Linked DNA regions of Homo sapiens: region 1 is linked to region 2. A link is a contact called in ENCODE Hi-C or POLR2A ChIA-PET data. All regions are on one chromosome and are shown on one strand. The core of a region is the stretch at or near the end of the contact, and the rest is flanking DNA. Distances in the headings are between cores, read along the strand shown. Region 1 overlaps RORA (RAR related orphan receptor A). Region 2 overlaps RORA (RAR related orphan receptor A).

Region 1 (3,679 bases), core at 641-3,140, 230 kb before region 2:
GGTGGGGGACTATTTAAAGCCATTTTGTTCCTGACTAGATGCTGCCTCCATTATCTTCATGTTACTGGAATCTGTGATACACAGAACAATAGCTTATGGGTTTAACAAAAAAAAAAATTTTTTTTCTTTTTTTTTGAGACGGAGTTTTGCTCTTGATGCCCAGGCTGGAGTACAGTGGCGCGATCTCGGATCACCGCAACCTCTGCCTCCCAGGTTCAAGCGATTCTCCTGCCTCAGCCTCCTGAGTAGCTGGGATTACAGGCGCCTGCCACCACCACATCCGGCTAATTTTGTATTTTTAGTTTCACCATGTTGGTCAGGCTGGTCTCGAACTCCCGACCTCAGGTGATCTGCCCGCCTTGACCTCCCAAAGTGCTGGGATTATAGGCATGAGCCACTGCGCCCTGCCAGTTTACAAAAATTTTGTTGAGACAGAGTCTGACTCTGTCACCCAGGCTGGAGTGCGATGGCACGATCATAGCTAACTGCAGCCTTGACCTCCTGGGCTCAGACAATCCTCTTGCCTCAGCTTCCTGAGTAACTGGGATGACAGGCATGTGCCAATATGCCCAGCTAGTTTTTACATTTTTTTTTTGAGGCGGGGTTGGGGGGGGGTTGCTTTTGTTTTGAGACAGAGTCTTGCTCTGTCGCCCAGGCTGGAGTGCAGTGGCTCTATCTCGGCCCACTGCAACCTCTGCCTCCCGGGTTCAGGCGATTCTCCTGCCTCAGCGTCCCAAGTAGCTGGGACTATAGGCCCGTGCTACCACGCCCAGCTAACTTTCTGTATTTTTTTTTTTTTTTTAGTAGAGATGGGGTTTCACCATGTTAGCCAGGATGGTCTCGATCTCCTGACCTCGTGATCCACCCGCCTTGGCCTCCCAAAGTGCTGGGATTACATGCATGAGCCACTGTGCCTGGCTTTGAATTTTTTGTAGAGATAGGGGTCTTGCTATGTTGCCCAGGCTGCTCTCAAACTCCTGGGCTTAAGTAATTGTCCTGCCTCAGACTCCCAAAGTGCTGACATTACAGGCATGAGCCACCATGCCTGGCCAATAGCTTATGTTATTTAAATATAAATTCTTGGTAAACAATTTAGAAACTGCCTCTTATTTCTTCCTTTAAAAATTCACTTGTAACTGCTGTTAATCCGAGTGTACAAGGCAACTTCAATCTATTCTCCCAGGTGGCTATCCTCAAGTTTGGGCTCAAATAAATGCTATACTTAATCATATTTTCTGAATCTTGTTACTTAAGGCGGACACGTATAAGTTGAAATTCTCCCAAAGTGAACACGGAGTCAGTCTACCAAAGTAAAATCAAACTAAGGTGAATATTTAAATATTCAGACAAACATCCCTGCTATTGAAAAAAATCACAAATATTTGCTTAGCATCCACTAAGTGCAAGATGCTGATGGTGCAAATACCAGGTGTGCCAGACAACTGCTCAGCCTTTTATACCTCTTGGCCTAACTAGACACACCTGCAGTTTTCCACATGGAATTCCTCTTCTTGCACTTTGGCCTAAGCACGCATTTTTTCTAATGGTGGAAAATATTAAACAGACTTTTGCTTTAGAAGGTATCTCACTTCACTTCAAAGCAAAGTCTACCTTGTGAATTTAATTAGGGAACCTTCATGAGATTTTACCCCTTATGTATATTTCCAACTATTTTAGTCATCAAGAACACTTACTGTTCCAATTCTGCCACGGATGTGGTCAATCTTAGGGAAATTTCTTTGAGCCTCAGTTTCTTCATTTGTAGCATGGGGATCTTACCCACCTAAAACCAAACTGAGACAGCACAGTGCTTGGGGGACAGGAGACTCTCAGTAAACAGCAGCTCTTATTGTTGTGCCCCAGAGAGTCTCTTAGGAAACGGGCTCCCCAGAGCTTCAAACCATGGCTTTTCCTGTGTGGCTACATCACAGACATTGTTTATCAGAGGACACATCTTCTAGTTCACTGTGGTTCATTCTTGGTGGTCATTGGAAGTTTGCTCCATTACAGCAAGTACACACACAGGTAGCGATGGCCTACATATTTATTTTCAAGCAATGTTTTCCAGCAGACATGGCATTCAGTGTTGTATGAAACATCCCCATACAATTCCACAGACCTGCATGCGGCTTTCACTTTGCCCTCTATTGTACAGCCTTTCATGGGCTGCTTGACTTGAGCACACTTCTCACTACATACTTCATTTTATTAGGATATGAATTTTATATCCAGATAATGAATCCAAAGTCTGAGAAAGATGCATGCTTACAATTGGTATACAGCACGGCTGTGGAGACATGTTGAGAAGCTCTGGGATGAGACACCTAAATTCAAATCCCAGCTCACACTTCTGTGTGAACTTATGCAAAAATTTTAACCTTTTTGATTCTCAGTTCCCCTCATCTGTAGAATGGTTATCCCCATTATGGGTTATCCCCAGAGTTGTTGAAAGTTAAAAGTGATCATGCTTGTTCAGTGTTTAGCCCAGTGTTTGGCATAGAGAAAAAAATGCAATAAATGGCATCTTATAATGCAATTGTTACTGATTTTATCTTAACATAATGCTCTTTACATTTGGCCCACCAAATAAGATCATCTTTTGGAACCATTTTTTACTGCCAGTGAGAACCATTTGGTCAGAATGATCCACACTCTCATCTAGTTGCTTTTAACTTCACTTATGAGAGAGCTGACTAGGGATAGGGGTAAACTGAGGGTGACAAAAGACTATTTTCCTGTGTTCTAAGTCTGCTGGGCTATATTAAATCTGATCTTTTGGTCTCATCAGGACAATCCTTTAACCAGGAAAGGTGGGGGCCTGGGAAGACTACAGCTTGCTAGAGCAAGTCATCCTTGACATGTTGAACTTTCAACAAGTTTATCACTCAGATATATTTGGGGGATAGGGAATCTGAGAAAACCCTAGATTAAAAGTATTTTATCAGCGCAAAACAGTGATTATTCTAAGACAATTATATGACAGCATAAAAGTATTGATATTTAAATATCTCAATACCCCAATGGCACCCGAACGAAAACCCTGCAACCAGTACAATAATAGCATTATTATACATTTTTGCTTCACTTTGTGGGACTTTAAATTTAATGCCAGAACCAACAGCTTACAAACTGCTGTGGACAAGCAGTGACCCCCTTGTGAGCTCGGTAAATGTTATCTATTGTATTCTACCAATATCTCAGCAAAAAGACAGAGTGTTCCTGAAACAGTCTCTAAAGTCGTCCATCAGAGCTTTGAAGAAGAACACTGTCTTCTTTTCATGTGGGCTGATTTTAAGGGACAATAGAGGTTTAACAGAGGACAACACAATTGGATTGAGATAAAACTGCTATATTCCCAAGAATTCTCCCATAAAGGTAAATTCCACAGATAAGACATTTACTTTTTTCTTTTTACATTTTTTGGTTTTAATTTTTAAAGTTGCTTTTTCTTGCAACTAGAAGCTCAAGTACCATTGCTATTCAGTGTTGGTTTCAGATAGTGCTAGAGGTGGCAAAAATAATTCTGCAAATGCGACTCACAGTGTGCACATTATATGTAATCTGTTTTCATGTATTCATTAGCAGAGACATTTGGAATACCTTGTTGCTGAATAATGAAATAAATTGCATTTGTCCAATATCGTCCCATCTATATCACATTTATTCCAGACTTGAGCCT
Region 2 (3,385 bases), core at 834-3,333:
ATCTCAAACACCAAGGAACTACATTAAACCATATCAGAATGTGCTTAGTCAAGTGCGAAAGTTCACTGCACAAGTCTTGCCTGTGTGAGAAGCAGAGAGTAAGGAAGCCTTGAGCCTCCAAGGACTGGGAACAGTTAATTAAATATTCAGTGTGTCCATGTTTCACTTGGGGGAGAATTTATGAAACTTCAAAGAGCTTTCTGGTGATTTGCCACAGAGATGGACTTAAGCCAGGCTAGACTCCAAGGCTTACTGGCCACCAAATCCTGGGAGGCTGCCCTGGGGTAGCCTTCCTCAGTCCTGATGCTCTGTGACATTTGAGCCGTGCAGGCTTTCTCTCCCGCCTCAGTGCCTCTGTGATTCTGCCGGATTAAGCAAGCAGTGGGAAGTTCCTGACTCAGACAGTGCACTCTAGAACGGGTTCTTTGAGGACCTGGGTCCCAGCTGGCTCTCCAAGGTGACAGGGAAAAGGTAGAAAAATACAGTCCCTTCTTTGGCAGCCTTTTTACAATTCTGCTGAGTGCCGTGTGTTCAACTGTTTCTTTTCTTCCCCAGAAAACAGTCACTGCAAATAACATGCTGTTTGGTAACAGGTCTACTTAAAATGCCACATTCATATAATTATTTACAAATACTGGCATAAATGAAATAAAGGTCTGACTAAAACAGAAAATCTCAAAGCCCAACACTATTGCTTTAATGAAGAGAGTAGAGAAAGGCTGAATAATCTGCTGTTTCACCGCGTTCTTGAGAAACCTTTTCTCCCTCCTGCACACATATTCCATGTTTAATCTTCCTTTTTTAATTTGCTCCCATTACCCAACTTATAGCACATAATGAAGTATACATATCACCTGTGTTTTCAAATGGCTTTTAGATAGATTTGAACATGGTCACCAGAGAACCATTACACCTGTGTGTATGCTGCCCTTTGGAAGAAAAACGACCATAAAGTCCTAGGGAAAAATACTGGGTGCATACCACTGAGCCAAAGCTTGCTTTTAGATATCCAAAGCTTGCTTTTAGATATCCAAACCTCCACTGACGTCACCAGCTAACTGAGTCCCCAATATCCCTATGAGCTGCCTGCAGGTTTCCGACAGCAAAATCCAATACATGTTCAAAATGGCAATCATTAATTTCTAAACGATTGGCCACTGTTTGTTGAATAACAGTACTTCTATTCTGATAGGGTGGAGTTATCATTCAACCAGAGGCAGAGAAAAAGCACCTGGCTTCCTTACTTGCTTTCTGTTTAGAAGGGTGCTGTGCCTCATGCGCCCATATCCTAGGGCTCACTGCTCACAAGCACCGTAGGCCTGGAGTTCTGCCTGTCCACTTTCTGTCCTTCAACCACACAAATGTGGAAAATGGGTGGTGCTGAGATTCTGCCCTCAGAGGGGTTCATTTCAAAACAAATCCTGGACCTTAGTTGCTAAAATGCGACACCCCTTCCCACTGCTTCTCAATTACATAAAAACCTCAAGAAACCTACCATAAGCACTGGCATTTATAATCTATCACCATTTTGCTATGCATATAGGGTGATATCAGGTATCCAAAATCCCCACACACTAGATGTATGCCACCTCAGGAACCGGGAAAAAGAGTCCTTACCTCTGAAGAACCAACCTGAAGTTTGTGGTTGGTGGTGGAGACAGCCATAGAGAGAATTCAAAATGGCAACCCGAAGTCAATGTTTCAAATGGGCTATTCACCTTCTGTAGGCTGGCAGGAGCTCTTCACCTTTACTCCTGTGCTCACCACGAAACAACAAGAGCAGCAGCAGCAAATAAAACCCCAACTCAAAATGGGCTGCTTGAGATGTAGAATTTGCTTTTATATTCTTCTTCTCTAAACTGTGTTGGAAAGGGCAGCCAAACCCCGGGAGAGTATTTTTGAGCTAAGAATTTGACAACTGTTTAGACTGGAAGCTCCCTGAGGGAAGGCTCAGTCTTTAAACTGTATTTCGCTGAGGCACAGTTTGATACCATGGTGGTATATGGTAGCTAATATGATGCAATGATGAAGGAGGGATCTCAAACAGCCACTGATCTCCTAATATCACAACTTCAAACAGCTTCCTGCCCTCCCTCCCTCCATGGTGAGTAAGGCAGAAACAACAGGTTGATTTGTCAACCACAGACAATCAGAGGAGGCCTTCCTTATGGCGCCTCCCTATATATGGCAACTCCCCTCACCTAGCCCACCATTCTCCCCTCACCTCCATCCCTACCAGATGTGACATGCCTTGTAGACTGTAAGGCACTGCACCACCATAAAACATTACATAAGACAAAGTAATGTAATGGAGATAACTTTGGGAAATTACCCAAAAGGCCTCATGCCTCGGTTTCTTCAGCTTTCAAATGGGGATCATACTACCTGATGTCTTGCCTACATTACAGGATCATTGTGGGTATCAAAATGTGTAAAGCCTATGCAAATATAACCATCATCATTATAACATTTTCTTAACCTTTGCATCCTCAAAAAAGGGAAGTGCAAAGTGAATGTGTGGTTCTTGACAGAACTGAAAGAAGCCTGAAGTAGGAGTGAGACAGGCCTTAGCTGTGGTTCTGCCACGTCTCCTCCTGGGTGCGGGAACCAGGCTCTCTGCTCTCAGTGCCTCTCTGTATCACAGTGAGGGTGGTATTCTAGCTCTGCTGGGAGACACAGAATGTATGCTGGAACAGGCTTGAGCTCAAGAGCTTCCCCATGCACACGACTCTCCAGGCACTCACCCTTTTGACTTCCCCACATGGAGAAGCCTGATTCTAAACTTGGAGAGGTAATGAGACCTAGCAGGTCAGGCTGGGCCAGCCCATGGCAGTGACCAGGTCGGTATAAGCTTTTCACCTCTGAAAATCTTTAAACTATTTGGGAAAACAAATTACTCTGAAAGAAAATCAGACAGATACCACTTTATACCCACTAGGATGGCTATCCACCCCCCGCCAAAAAAAAAAAGAAATAAAATAACAAGTGTTGGTAAGGAAACTGGAAACCTTATGTGTACATGCTGGTTGGAATATAACGTTGTCACTATGTAAAGCAATTTGGTAGCCCCTCAATAAATCAAACATAGAATTATCATATGATCATATAATCCAGCAATTTCACTCCTAGGTATATACCCAAAAGAACTCAAAGAAAGTGTTCAAAGAAAAACTTGTATGCAAATCTTCATAACAGCACCGTTCACAATTGGAAAAAGGTAGAAACAACCTCAATTTCTCATCAACTGATGAGTCGATAGACAAAATGTGGTACATTCATACAAAAGAATATTATTCAGCCACAAAAAAAAGAATAAAGGACCCATACAGGCTACATCCTGGATGACCCTTGAAAATATTATGCTCAGTGAAAGAAGCCAGTCACA

What was found. A loop is a pair of places that touch in the nucleus more often than their neighbours do. ChIA-PET counts read pairs that join two places held with the same protein, here RNA polymerase II (POLR2A). Pooled maps may share reads with other maps.
Region 1: a loop to region 2 is called in a pooled map, with 2.8 times the contacts of the local background. The contact joins two enhancer-like sites. A Hi-C loop is called at or near these places in 1 of 37 single-sample maps with no recorded cell type and 7 of 50 pooled maps. POLR2A ChIA-PET finds 5 or more read pairs at or near these places in 2 of 52 experiments (activated CD4-positive, alpha-beta T cell and activated CD4-positive, alpha-beta memory T cell).

The regions. Positions count from the first base shown.
Region 1 is chr15:60,561,826-60,565,504 of GRCh38, forward strand. The region is part of intron 2 of RORA (RAR related orphan receptor A); the gene reads right to left. All of the region lies in intron 3 of RORA-AS1 (RORA antisense RNA 1), which reads left to right. Among named protein-coding and RNA genes, the nearest start is that of RORA-AS1, 84 kb to the left of the region's middle. Within about 2 kb of position 1,891, at least 4 of the 41 ENCODE cell types and tissues checked have a DNase peak (open chromatin) inside an H3K27ac peak, as active enhancers do.
Region 2 is chr15:60,793,553-60,796,937 of GRCh38, forward strand. The region is part of intron 1 of RORA (RAR related orphan receptor A); the gene reads right to left. Among named protein-coding and RNA genes, the nearest start is that of RORA-AS4, 32 kb to the left of the region's middle. RefSeq lists an enhancer at 2,646-2,825. Within about 2 kb of position 2,084, at least 2 of the 41 ENCODE cell types and tissues checked have a DNase peak (open chromatin) inside an H3K27ac peak, as active enhancers do.